Regions from separate parts of the Mus musculus genome. Here region 1 is linked to region 2. The links are chromatin loops, found by intact Hi-C in ENCODE. Cell type or tissue: heart. All regions are shown on one strand. Links, peaks and the distances in the headings refer to the core of each region. The heading gives the core; the rest is flanking DNA.

Region 1 (5,732 bases), core at 1,733-5,732, 800 kb before region 2:
GACCTGCCCCCCACCCCCATGCCAAATCTGAACGCAAAAAAGCGGACTTGATCCCATGTGTCCCCAAACATTTGTCAATCCCCATAACAATGTGGCTGGTTAGCCAACAAGCCTCCCTTCAAGAAGCTACTCCAAAGAGAAAGGGGCCAACGGTCATTTTATTAGCAACCTGTGAGAAGAGTGTCTGGGGAACAGACTGAACCTCCCACAAAACAAGCCAGAGGATGATGAGACGTGAAGTGGCGATAAACACCTGCCACCGCCTTCTCACCCTCCAAGTTCCTGCTGTACCTCCCTGTCTCTGGGTCAGCTGTCATTGTGCCAGCCACTCTGGAGCCAGATGGCTGGGGCTATGAGATGGTGGTATGCATCCTAGCTGTACCTTCCCTTTCCTCTTCAAGACACTCCAAGCATCCAACCTTAAGCACTACAGGACACACACACTGCGCCCTTCCCAGCACCTTTAGTTGTGACTCAGAGTAGTATAAGACAAACCCTGACACCCATTCTACTAATTCTGGAGGCAGGGGCACTAGAGAAGGAGCTCGGGGCTCAGCTGGATGGAAAGAGTATTTCCTATTGAAGGTAGGGTAATTATAAAGACCTCCCACTCCATGACTGAACCGATCTTGCCTTAGCCACAGCTCTTGGCCCTGTAGCAATTCCCATTGGTTCCTTTTCGGCACTCAGGTTCGGAGGAGACAATCTCACCGTATTTTGGTAAGGTTAGGTTCTCTCATAATATGCCAAAAAGATTGTAACCCCTCCCCTTCTCCAAGTGGGTCTGCGCCCCTCGGATTTAGTCTCCAAATTCCCCAACGGACAGCTGGGCATATGATAGGCATATAAGACAGTGACATCTCGGGGTTTTTGTTTGTTTTGTTTTCTGGAGTAACCTGAAATAGAGAAGGTTGGGCTTCCTTTGCCTTACCCAGCACCCCCAATCCCTTAGAGACTTAGCCCCAGTCTTGTTCTGCCGCAACAGCCGCTGAAGCGGAGTATCACAAGGTTCCCGCAGCGCCGCTGCCCCCGGCGCCCGGACTAGGGGGAGGGGCCAGCTCCAGCGGGGCCGAGCGCCCTTCCCACCGAGATCAGGGGGCGGTGCTCGGGTCCGACCCCAAACTCGGCAAGAAAAGCTTTAGGTGAGACTTAGCTGAACTTGAAGGGTGAGCGGAGCAGGGCGGACAGCGCCCGTAACGTGCGTCGTACCCCCCGCCCCCCGCACTACCAGGAGAGGGGTTGGGGTGGCGGTTATCTCCCCCCCCCTCCGGGGTTAGGATGGCGTGGGAAAGCGCTAGTTCCAGAGAAGAGGAGGCGAAACCCAGACCGCGGGAGAGCTTTCTGGCGAGGGAGGCGCGGGGGAGGGGAGATCCAGGGCCGGAATAGGAGGGGTTCCCGGGAGAGGATGGCGGAGAGGCGTGAGAAGCCTCCGGATCCCGGGCGCAGAGGACAGGGGAGGAACGGGCGAGGAGGCAGGGCGGGGGAGAGAGCAAGGGCAGCGGGCGCAGGGAAGGTCAGAGCTTGGATCCCAGGGGAGGAAGCGGCTGCGGGGACGCCCTGCCCTGGACCCCGGGCCTGGAGGCGGATGCCGGGCCTCACCTGAAGCAGGGCCGGGCCGGGCGGCGGCGGCGGCGCAGGTGGCCGAGCCGGGCGGCGGCGCCTCCTCCCCCAGCCCGAGGCCGGCGGCGGAGGGGGGGGGGGCGGCGCTTAAAGGGGCAGGAGCCACCCGGGTGAGGACGAGCGCTCAGGGACGGCTGTCGCGAAGGCTCCGCTGGGGGAGGGGACGGCGGGTGGCGTCTCCTAGGGGCCAGAACCAGGAAGGATCCCAGATGCAGGAAAAGACAGAAACTTCTGCGGCGTAGTTGGGGACAGCGGTGGGTCTGAACTGGAGTACTTGAAGAGCTCTTTTTGCCGGCACGGGGCGCCCAGCTAAGACTTATTCACAAAGGAGGCTGGAGAGACAGTGGGAGCCACAAAGATTCAAGGAGGCCTAGGAGAGCAGGAGAGGGAACTCAAGGCCGAGAGCATGTCGGGGTCACGCACAGCGCCCTGCTAGGTAAACAGGCTTCTCCCGGCCCTATCCGTACTACAGCTGTACAAATCTGGAATCAGGAAACCACAGAGGCAAAACGCTCTCTGTCCTGTCAATGGTGGAGGCCATCCGTAACAGGGTCGTGAGGCTGATGCAGGGCTAAGAATCGACTTTATTCATTGCTCGGTTTGGCCCCAGCCACCACCACCACCCTTGCAGCAACCTCTGGGGCAACAGGAAGCAGCTGCTCAGTGCAGCCCCGACCCGGTGGTGGGTTAAAGGGGGGAGGAAGAAACACCGAGAGAAACTAGGGGGAGGGGAAGCATCTCTTACAAGACCAAGACTGAACTAGTAATGAATACAGTAAAATACTACTTGAATCTCTGCACTTAAATTGGAGCGGGGGGTTCTAGGGTGAGGAAGGAAGCCCTAACCTAAGATACAACCCCAGGCTCTTCCTTAGAGCTGGAGCTTGCCAATGCTCAGCAGCTCACCAGCTAAGCCCCGTGTCCCCCCCACAGTCCGTTTCTCTTCCTTCACTCCCCCAAAAGAGCAAAGGTTAGGCCCCACCCCTGCTGAGTCAGCCAGAGAGGGAGCTGGGCATCCCTCAGGCCTTTCCCAGGGGCAGCTATCATACTTACCCATGTCAGGCTGGCAGGACTCAGGATTAGGACCCAGATTCTCACTGTCCTTGGGTCTTGCTTCAATTGAAGGCTACTGTTGGATCCTGTCCAACTATGGGCTGGGAACTCGCAAACCCCAAAAAAGCCAATGTATGCTTCCTGCGAACGACACAGCCTGAACTGCTGTAGGGTGATGTCCCTGTATGACAGACTGGGGTGGGAGGGAGGAGGGAAGGGCGGGGCTTTCATTGGGTGGAGAGAGGGAGGAGGCGAGGACAGGGCCGACCGGAGAAATATGGAGGAAGGTTAGAACTATATTAATACTTTAGGACTGTGGTTGAAGGGGACAGTAAAGGATGAAGGAAACAAAGAGTTACAGCTAGCGAGAGAGAAAGGTTCTCTACAAACCTTAGAGAACACGAACACCGGGATGGAAATGACCTTTAAAATATCAGTTTCCAAGTCTGTACTTGGGTGACAAAGCAGAAAGAGGTGACCTGTGTACTCTTAGGTCTTTATCAGCTTTTTGCCGACTCGAGTCAGGATCTGGAGCTGTCCCCACCCGGTAACAGCATTTCCCCCAACCCAAGCTCCAAGAGCAAACTACCAAGAACAGGCAACTCAGGGGCGCCACCTTCTGTCCTAATCTTGACACAGGAGGGACTGGAGCCAAGGACGTCATAGACAGATGGAAGCTCAAGCCTCTACTCCACCCCAGGAACCTTTCCCAGAGCCCTTTAGGTCACAGAGCTCAGAATTGGGAGTTGAGCTGTCCAGAGCTCTACCCCAAGTGGACAACCTTACAAGGTGAAACTTATAGATGTAGGCTCCTCCCCAGGCCAACTCCAGCTGGTTTGTAAATAGTCATTAGACTATAGAAATACCTCCTTGCAAATAGCCTTAAATAGATTTCAAAATGGTGAGATTGCAGGTCTTGTAGTGTCAAATGCTTCCACAAGAGGCCACTGGCTGGGCTCAAACACGTTGTAAGGCACAAAATACATCCTAGCATAGTGTGTGCTAAGGTACCCATTTTTATGAAGAGGAAGTACTGCTTTTCAAAAGTCCCAGTGGCAACAGTATCAAGATTACTCTTTGTAACATCACCGAAGCCTTAAAACTTTTTCATAAGGGATCTTAAGAGACCATTTTTTTTTTTTGCCCTGAAGACTCAAGCACAAACATGCACAGCTAGGCTTGTTCAAATTTCTGGCAATATATTAAGAATTTTCTGAATGAGTACCTAGACAAGACCCTCAATTGTGACAGATAGTCAGCATTTCCTAAAAACGCAATCCCTGTCTTGAATAAGTTTATCTATTTTCTCCAGGGGAAAAACACTTTAGTGATAGTTGGAGCAAAAACCAAAGCTGAGCCTATTATGAAACACAAGGCCCATAGAATCTCATTAATAAATTGATCTTTTTAATAATAATCCTGTTTCTAACAATTTCCTAAATGTGGCCCACCACTGTGAGCTCAATTATAAGCTGTTTCAGAAGCAACATAAACAGACATAAATGAGGGGTATATACTTTATTGAAAACTTTAAATACTCTTCAGAGAGAACATCACATCTTCAATCAAGGCTCTTGTGTGGCCTGCATGGAAGGAAACCTGAGCTCTCGCTTGATATGGAGAGATCAGTTGCAGTGCTGCCTTTGGCTGGAGTCCCTCACGACCCGTGCTCTTCTGCCAGCTTATCAGCCTTTGCCACGGCTTCTTCAATGGGTCCCACCATGTAGAAGGCTTGTTCTGGGAGATGGTCATATTCACCTACATAGGGGAAAACACAGTAAGAAGCTGAGTTATATCAGCTTCCTGCAGCATGTACACCTCACCACTTGAGCCCACTGTGAAACCTTATCATGCAAGGAAACTTTTCAACTTCCACGTGAAATTTACTTTTGGGGGGTGGGGGTGTGTTCCTGGCTGACCTGGAACTCAAGCCCCTAGATCTATTTAGGAGTCCCAGCACTAAAGGTGTGCACCATATCCACCCCCTTCCAAGTATAATTGTTTTTAAAGTGTAAAGTGTGTAATTTAAGACAAGATGTAGTAGATCAAGAATATGTTTGGGGCTTGAGTGGTGGTTTAACACTGACTACTGCTTTATCACCTCTAATTCCAGTGACCAGACACCACTCCTAACCTCCACTGACTGTTCTGGGAGGATCTAACTCCTCATGGGATCGTGTACTCACATCACATACAACACTCAGACACACAAGCACTTAAAAACCCGTAATCTGGAGCACCTGAGTTAAAATTCTCACTTTCAACTCAGTGACATGGGACAGTTAATGGAAGGCAGGGTAATGGCCTTTAATGGTATACTTTAAGAAAAGTATAGACAAGGGGGCTAGAGATGGCTCAGAGGTTAAGAGCATAGACTGTTCTTCCAAAGGTCCTGAGTTCAATTCCCAGCAACCACATGGTGGCTCACAACCATCTGTAATGGGATCTGACGCTGTCTCTGGAGTGTCTGAAGAAAACTACAGTGTACATACACATAATAGATCTTTAAGAAAGAAAAGAAAGGTATGTATCATTTCATTTGATCATGTTAGAATGAGAAGATAGGCTTGTTTTCTCTCACTTTTATGGCTAGGCTTGATAAAAAGAAAAAACCTCACCTGCTAAAATCTGCTGGAATCCTTTAATGGTCTCCTTCAAGGGCACCAGCTTCCCCATGTGACCCGTGAAGACCTCAGCAACTTGGAATGGCTGAGACAAGAAGCGCTGTATCTTTCTTGCCCGGGACACAGTCAATTTATCTTCCTCAGAAAGTTCATCCATACCCAAGATGGCAATGATGTCCTGGAGAGATTTGTAGTCCTAAAAGCAAGCAAGATGAAAGGAAGGACAGAGTTAAGTGCCTACACTTTCAGAAGGTCCAGGAAGCCATCAACCAAGGTTAGTGTCTTATTCTGCCTATTCAACTAGGTTAGAAAACAACTGATTATTTTTTTGAGAAAGAGTTTCTTTGTGTAGCCTTGGCTATCCTTGTAGACCAGGCTGGCCTCTGCCTCCTGAGTGCTGGGATTAAAGATGTGCACCACTACTGCCAGTCTGAC
Region 2 (7,565 bases), core at 2,534-6,533:
AGATCCTCATACCAGGCTTCCAGCTCCCAGCTGGACACCGTCTCCAAGGTGAAAGGCAGGGACTCAGCTGCCATGACTGCACGTGGACCAGGTTCTGGAAAGGACATACATTCCATTCACCACAGTCGGTGAGCTGACCTTGTCCCTTTTCTAACACGTAGAATTTAAAATTTACTGGTCTTGCACGATAGGTAAGGGCATGGGTTGTCACTCCTTGAAGGCTACATTGGCAGAGGGTGGAGGTGAAGAGTCAACTCGCACAAGTTGTTCTCTGACCTGCACACACACTAATGATGGTGTGTCGGGATGGGGAGATGGCTGCCTCTCAAGCCTAGCAGCCTTGACTTTGACCCTGCCAGATCCAACTCTCAAAAGTTGTCCAGATGATCACATGCACACCATGGCCAGGACCCTGAAACGGATGTAATTCAGTGTCTGGGGGCCAGCAGCATTCATTGGCTCTCCTGGAGCTGGAGGTCCAGGCCATGTGAGCCACCTTCTGTGGCTGCTGGAAACCTGACTCAGGTACGGCACACAGGCAGCATGGGTGTGGAACTGATAGGCTTTCTCCGGGCTCTCATTGCCATTCTTTTTGGTGTTTGTTCAAGACAGGGTCTCTCTGTGTAGCCCTGCCTGTCCTAGAACTCACACTGGCCTCAGAGATCAACCTGCCTCAGCCTCCTGAAGGCTGGGATTAAAAGTATGCACCACCCCCACACAGCTTTCCAACTTTTTGTTTTGTTTTCATTTATATGCTGGTCACTACCAAGCTTAATCCAGGCTGGCTACCTAACCTTAAATATCTTTTTTTTTTTCCCAAAGATATATTTATTTTATTATCTATGCATATATAAGTGAGTGCCTGAATGTGTGCTGTGTGTGTGTTCCTGGTAGACATGGAGGCCACAAGAGGGAATGGATTCCCTGGGAACTAGAGTCATAGATGGTTTTGAACTGCCATTTGGGTACTGGGAGTTAGACTAGATCCTCTACAAGAAGAGCACGTGCTCTTAACCACTGAGTCATCTCTCTAGCTCCTGGAAACAAAACTTGGAGGGTGGGGGGTGTATTTTCAAGAAAGGGTTTCTCTGTATATATAGTTCTGGCTTCCCTGGAACTCACTCTGCAAAATAGGCTGGCTTTGACTCAGACATTTACCTTCCTCTGCCTCCCAAGTGCTGGGACTAAAGGTATGCACCACTACACCTGATAGAACATACCCTTTATTGAGAAGGATTTACTACAGATAACTTCAGGATCCTCTCAAGTTCTGAGAGAGGAACAGTCACTGGGCTTGGCTATACATATATATTCTTACAGGATTACAGTAAAAGTATTCAACTCTCTTGGGAACACTACTGGTAATTTCCAGGGGCAATTACCAGGCCATTTGTACTCTTTTTTTCTCTCGTGTGGGAAGCTTGGGCAAAAGGTCCTTTGGGTCTAATCTTGGTGTGGACTGAGAGTTGGGAAGACAAACCAATTGCCATTGTTGAGGCTGACTTCGAAAGCCAGCTCTCAAACAACATTATGGGGTCAGAGAAAGACATGGTCTGACAGCAAAAGCTTGTTCAGATGAAGGCCTTGTCTAACTCTCCCCCAGCAAAGCAACATGAGCAGCATTCGCAGCTGACTGAGAGGGTGGCCAAGATTACCTGCTTTCAGGTGTGGTGGTGTATGAAGATGCACTTCCTTCTGGAACACTGTGGAGAAAAGGAAAAAACAGTCCTTTACCTCCAGCCTCCTCCTAGCCCTTCTCTAGATCCTTTCTAACTCCTCCTAGCCCCTCTCTAGATCCTTTCTAACTCCTCCTAGCCCCTCTCTAGATCCTTTCTAACTCCTCCTAGCCCTTTTCTAGATCCTTTCTAAAATGGGTTGTGAGATGGTTTCTTTGTGCATCCCTGGGCATCCTGGAATTCTGGAACTCAACAACTCTGCAGACCAGGCTCCAGTTCTTCTCTTGTAATACACACACACACATACAGAGGTGTGTGTGTCTTGCAGCGGGTGTGTCCCTGAAGCCATTTCTTCTCTTGTAATACACACACACACACAGGCGTGTGTCTTGCAGCGTGTGTGTCCCTGAAGCCAACTCCAAGGACAGAGGCAGGCTTAACTTTATTTTTAGTTGCTGACATTTGCCGTCTTGATTACATAATAGCAAAGTCCTGGCCAACTAAGTTTTCTCTAAATCCCAGATAGACCTCAAGTCCGCCAAAGGGAGACAGAACTAGAGGGAAGGAAGAGTAAACTCAGCAGTGCTTGCTCAGATTCCATCCCCCCACTGGCAGCCTCAGTGCAGACCTGCTCTGGGATCTCCAGCTCCTTGGCAGTGTTGAGCAGGCGTTCAGCTTACATGAAAGGCCTTTCCTACCAAGGCTGTATAGTTCTTACTAAATGGCAACTCTAGGTGCTGAAAGCCAAAAACTTTGGTATCCTTGATGCCCCTTTCTCAGATACCACAGCTCAGCCTAAAGCACTGACAACTTTAAAAGTACCCCAAACCTAAGTATTTCTCATTACTACATTATTTCCAGATGCAATTTTTTATTTTTCATTTATTTATTTTTTTGGTTTTTCTTGACAGGGTTTCTCTGTGTAGCCTTGGCTGTCCTGGAACTCACTGTGGACAAGGCTGGCCTCGAATTCAGAAATCCGCCTGTCTCTGTCTCCCAAATGCTGGGATTAAAGGCGTGCACCACCACTGCCTGGCTCCAGATATAAATTTACCATACATTTCTTTCCCTGGATTATTTTGGAAGCCTCTTTGAAATCTCTCCTTTCTTTCTTCCTTTCCTTTCCTTTCTTTCTCTTTTAGACAGGGTCTCACTATGTAGCTTTTGCTGTCCTGGAACTTGCTTTGTAGACTCTCTGGCTTTGAATTTAGATCTGCCTGCCTTTCAAGTGCTGGGATTAAAGGCTGTGCCACTATGTTCAGCTGAGACCTCCTGTTTCTATTCTTGTCTTTTACTTTATTTTCACGGCTGTGGGTTGACCTAGGGTCCTCTACATACCAGGCAAGCAGTGTACTATTGAGCTACATACCTAACCCTTTGTTTTTGTATTTATTTTGAGTCAGGGTCTCATAATGTAGCCCTGGCTGGCCTGGAGCTCAGAGATCTGCCTCTCTGAGTGCTGGAATTAAATGCATGTGCTATGATCATTCCTCTGCTCAGATCCCCCAATGGCTTCCTGTTTCATGATTGTTAAAGATTAGCATCATGAGGGTGCTTGCAAGGCTCTATGAGACCGGCTGCTTGAGTTTCCTTTCATCACCCTCTCCTGCTTACTCTAGTCCTGTTCCTAAAGATACCGGCATGGCATGCTTATCTTAACTCTGTTGCTCAGCCTCTCCCTTCTATAAAGCTCTAACACCGGGGCTTGGCTCACAGGCTTGGCTTCTGATGACAACCTCTAGTCACCGCCCTGAACTATTCTGCCCTGCTTTTGTTTTTTTTTTCCCTTTTGCTTTATACTGAAATGTAAGTTTTATTGAGAACAGTTTTATCTTTTGCTCCTAATATACCCTGGGTCCCCAGATACTTGGTACATAGTGGGTGCTTATTAGGCATTTGTTAGGAATGAATGGGGAAAAAGCCCCTCCCCCAAGTTCCCTTATAGAGAATTAAGCCCACTGAGCCTAAAGGCAGAGCGGAGCTGGCTGTCTCTGGGGACTGCAGATGCAATATTGCCCTGAGTGTTTCTCTGCAGGGTTGTCCTCTAGGGAAAACTCCCTTGGTCTTCCAGTGTGTGGGACCTGGCTTTCATCAGCAGAGGAGCCCCAGGCCTGAGGGTGCAGAGACAAACAGTGGGCTGGCCTGACGCAATGGTTACACAGTTTAGTTAGGAGACGGGACTGAGGAAAGAAGCAGAGATCAATCAGCCCTGGGAGAAGCAGAAGACCCTGGAGAGATCCCAAATAATTTCCCATAGTTAAAGAGATCCAGGCTGCTCTCTTGTATGGAAACCTAGAAACCTCTGGGGAAAAGGGAAAAACCCATCTATGCTCCTCCCACCAGCACCCCCACTCGCAAAGATCTGTCAGTCTTCGCGTTCTCTTGAACTTGAGAGTCAGCTACTAACGTGGCCATGTTGGCCCCTTGACTGAGGCGCTTCAGCTTGAAAGAGTTGGGGGGAATGAGGCTGGTGAAGAAAAGGCTGAGACAGCCAGAGTCCCCGACTTTGGGGGTGTGTCCTGCTGCCCCGCCTTTCCTGCGAACTGCCCAGGCCTAAGCTGGCCCGCAGTTCGCACTACAGAGACAAGTTCCCGAAGGCAACCGGAGTCCCTCTGCAGAGTGGGGACCAACTCGAGACAAGGGAACGGGAATGCAATCGCCCAATGCAAGAGAGGGCCTGTAAGCACCATTCCTGAATCAGGGATTCCCGGCCTTCACCCTTCCCAGTCTACAAGCTTACAGTGGAAGGGGTGGGGCTACATCCTCCAGAACAGTTGTCTCCAACTTTATAAAATAGCTATGCTGGCCAGGATGGGAAGGTAAGGGTTAGACGGAGCCAGTACTCGCCTCTCTCCTCAGGTTCCGGCTGTTATTCTGGCTCTGTCGCTGCCACCCGCTCATCTTCAACATGATATAATCGACGTGTTAGGCTCAAGATAACTGACCTCAAGAGCGGAGAGCGAGTATCCTTTATGCTGTCCGGCCCCTCCTGGGGGGGGGGCAGGGTCCAGGAGCCTACCAATCAGAAAGCGGCACGCTGGCACTGGCTCCGCCTCATCCCTTACATCCGCCACTCAGGAGTCTCACGGCCCCACCCCCATCGCGCCCTCTGGCTTGAGAGTCTACGTTGTCTCGGACCCGGAAGTGGCTTTGGGTCACGCGGCTTCGCGGAGGAGGTGAGTGAGTCATGCGCGCGCGCGGAGGAGAGCGCGGCGAGGGAGGGGATGGGGGGGCGGGGATGATGCAATGTTTGGCAACCGGTGTCCGCGCGCGCACGCGCAGGGGACGTCGATGGTGGTGGGAGGTGCGGGAGGGGGGCTATGGGGGAGAGAGGAAAGAGGGCGGAGCGCCAGCTCCCAGTGTCCAACGGCCCCAACGGCTGTCCTTCCTGAACTTGTCTGCCCACCTCCCATCACCTTTAACTTACTCCTCCATGAAAGGCTCCCATTTTCCCTGGCCCCTCCCAGCTAATGGGCACCGGGGCTCTGGAACCTCTTTAAAGTTTCCAATTTGTTCACCTGGATTGACATCTCCTCGAATCTTTTAAGAGCTCTCCTCCTCTTTTAGCCTTCTAATGCGTCCCAAAGACTGAGTTCCTTGATAGTCCACCCGCTTCTCTCAGAGAGGCACCTTTAACGCTTGTTTCTGAATCGTCCATTACGTGCTAGGATTGAAGTTCTTTACAGAGTGTAGATTGCTGCCTCCTCCTCATCCCACCCCTGCTTTGTGTGATGCTCTTACGCCCTTCACTAAGCCCAGTATCCACCCTCTTCCTTCTCCGAGATAGCGAGTCCTGTGACTCCCTGCTGAGGAGCTGGCCTCCTGCCTCTAGCTGTCTGAGTTCACGACCTACAGTAGAGCCTGGGACGTGCATGCACTTGAACGCATGATTGCCCTGGACTGGGTCATCAGAGGAAACACAGATTCTAGTTTAATTTGTCCAAGGATTCTACCTTACTCATTTGTAAATTAAACAACGATAAAGGTAAAAAGCAGCTCTGTGGAGAAAACTTGAGTAAAAGTAAAAACATCTTGCAAAACGTATTTTTTTTTTTTTGTGCCATGAAAACAGAGGCCATGTGGTGGCCTATTACATAGTCTGTCGTAGACTCAAGAGGGGCAAGCCAGAGTTTAAGTAGAAACTGAACCAAGACCGGTTGCTATTGGATGGTGCGACGGTGACAGGTCCTTGGCCAGACTGCTCCTTCGCTCCAGACCTTCATTTCCCCTTCTGTTAGTAGAGGTGGGGGGTGGGTTGGACCAGATGGTCTCTCCTGGCCTAAAGACAGACCAGGTTGTCAGTGACAGGCAGAGGTCATGTGACTTGACAGGCTGAGGTCGTGTTGTGACATGTTGACCTGGAGAGGCGGGTCAAGTCTCTGCACACTACCCGGGAAGCCTTTGGGGCGGGGCAGGGCAAGTCGCGACTTTCATCTTTTAGGGCTGGCCCCTCCCGGACCTGACATTCCTGACTCCCCCAACAGATTGTGGCTTCGGAAGGGGCCCCTCCCGAGGGAGGACTGGGATTGGCCACCAGTGGCCTGGGAAGAGGCCCAGATCCTTCCGCGGAGGGCGGGTGGGGGGGGGCCGCGTGGGGTGTTTGTTCTCTTGGGGATTAATGGGGGGTTGTGGGGGAGGGGTAGGCGCGCTCCCGCATGCGCACTGCGTCCCCTCCTGTTGGCTCGCTGCTGTCCGCTGGGCGGGGGCCCGGCCCCGCCCCTCTCCCGTCCGGGCAGCGGCGGCGGCGGCGGCGGCGGCTGCGGCGGTGGCGGCGGCAGCGACGGCGGCGGCGGTAGCAGCCTGCGCGGTGCCTTCTGGGAACGGAATCCCCAGGGCTGCCCCTGGCCCCTATGGCGCATGCGCGGGAGGCCGCTCGGTGATCCGCGGCGGCGGCGGCGGCGGCGCTTCCTGCTAAGACCGGCCGGGGCCGTACCGGAGGCTCGGGCTCCACCGACCCACCTCCCACCCCCTCCCACTCACCCTCTGGGCCGCGACTGCGCAGGGCGGGGCCAGCCGAACCATGGGCCGCGGTGAGTGCGGGGCCCGGCCCCCCCGCCCCTCCCCCTCCCTTCTCTCTCCTCCCCTTCTGTCCCTACCCTCTGCCCCCTCCGCGTCCTTTCGGCCCCTTTCCCTGGCCCCATCCACAGCCCCGCACCCTCACCTGCCCCCGCCATTTCTCCTCCCAAAGTGCCTGACTTCTGCCTTCCTGACCTCGCTCCCTTCAGTGCTTCGCCCACCCTCCACCCGCCCTCTCCCCAAGTTCCTTCCTACTTCGTGCGCCTGCCTTCCCCTCCTCCCCGAGCTGAAGGAAGCAGTCTGGGTGACAGGGCGCCTTGTTATGAGAGGGAAAGTTTGGAAGCCGTCAGTGTGCGGCGGGAGCGATGGTGAGGTTGGTGAGGGGTACTTGCAGGTCTAAGGGCCGTCCCTACATGTCAGGGAATGCTTCTTGTTGTTAATTGGAAGCCAGTGGGGGATTATGAATCCCCTTTTCGTCGGCTTGAGAGGACCAGGAGTTCTCAGGATCCTGGAGGAAGACAGAGCTCTGGCTCCAGCCTCTTTGGAGGTCCAAATGAATTAGATCCGAGATTGTTGGATGGAGTGGGCATGGGGGGATTTCAGCTGGCACTACCCTGCCAGGCAGTTGGGCAATTGCTTGGTGACCTGTGGGGCAATCTGTACTTTTTATATGATCTTCCTGGGGGAGGGCACAGCAGTGGCCAGACACTGGGAAACTTCCTAGTGGCCTGGCATTATGGGAATTTGCCCACACTCCTAGCTGAAGTCTTCTGTGCCTAGACAAAGGGAACTAGGCCTTCATATGTCAAGAAATTAGGGAATGGTTTTGTGGTCCTTGGGAGTTGAGGTGCTGAACTCCTCTGGTCTCTAGGG

The links. Hi-C counts contacts between places; a loop is a spot of excess contacts. Peaks named below come from ENCODE experiments on the same cell type or tissue, not always from the same donor. Only the 100,000 strongest peaks of a DNase experiment are listed, where the experiment ranks them.
Region 1: it touches region 2 in a loop (5-fold over the local background); 1 of 42 quality-filtered maps calls a loop at or near these places.

The regions. Positions count from the first base shown.
Region 1 is chr10:128,088,718-128,094,449 of GRCm38, reverse strand. Atp5b (ATP synthase, H+ transporting mitochondrial F1 complex, beta subunit) reads right to left here. Exons shown (of 10, transcript NM_016774.3): 9 at 5,292-5,493; 10 at 4,062-4,431. The coding sequence ends at 4,331. It overlaps Baz2a (bromodomain adjacent to zinc finger domain, 2A), which reads right to left and starts at 1,667. Exons shown (of 30, transcript NM_054078.2): 1 at 1,600-1,667. In heart, for the core only: CTCF peaks have their summits at 1,809 and 3,319 (motif pointing left); DNase peaks (open chromatin) are centred at 1,739, 2,119, 2,709 and 3,299; H3K4me3 peaks cover 2,218 bases; H3K27ac peaks cover 1,966 bases.
Region 2 is chr10:127,287,850-127,295,414 of GRCm38, reverse strand. It overlaps Mbd6 (methyl-CpG binding domain protein 6), which reads left to right and starts at 6,397. Exons shown (of 13, transcript NM_001347171.1): 1 at 6,397-6,706. It overlaps Ddit3 (DNA-damage inducible transcript 3), which reads right to left and starts at 4,622. Exons shown (of 4, transcript NM_007837.4): 1 at 4,524-4,622; 2 at 1,656-1,703; 3 at 1-94. The coding sequence starts at 74. In heart, for the core only: no CTCF peak of the experiment used is centred there; DNase peaks (open chromatin) are centred at 4,844, 5,484, 6,284, 6,384 and 2 weaker places; H3K4me3 peaks cover 4,000 bases; H3K27ac peaks cover 3,924 bases.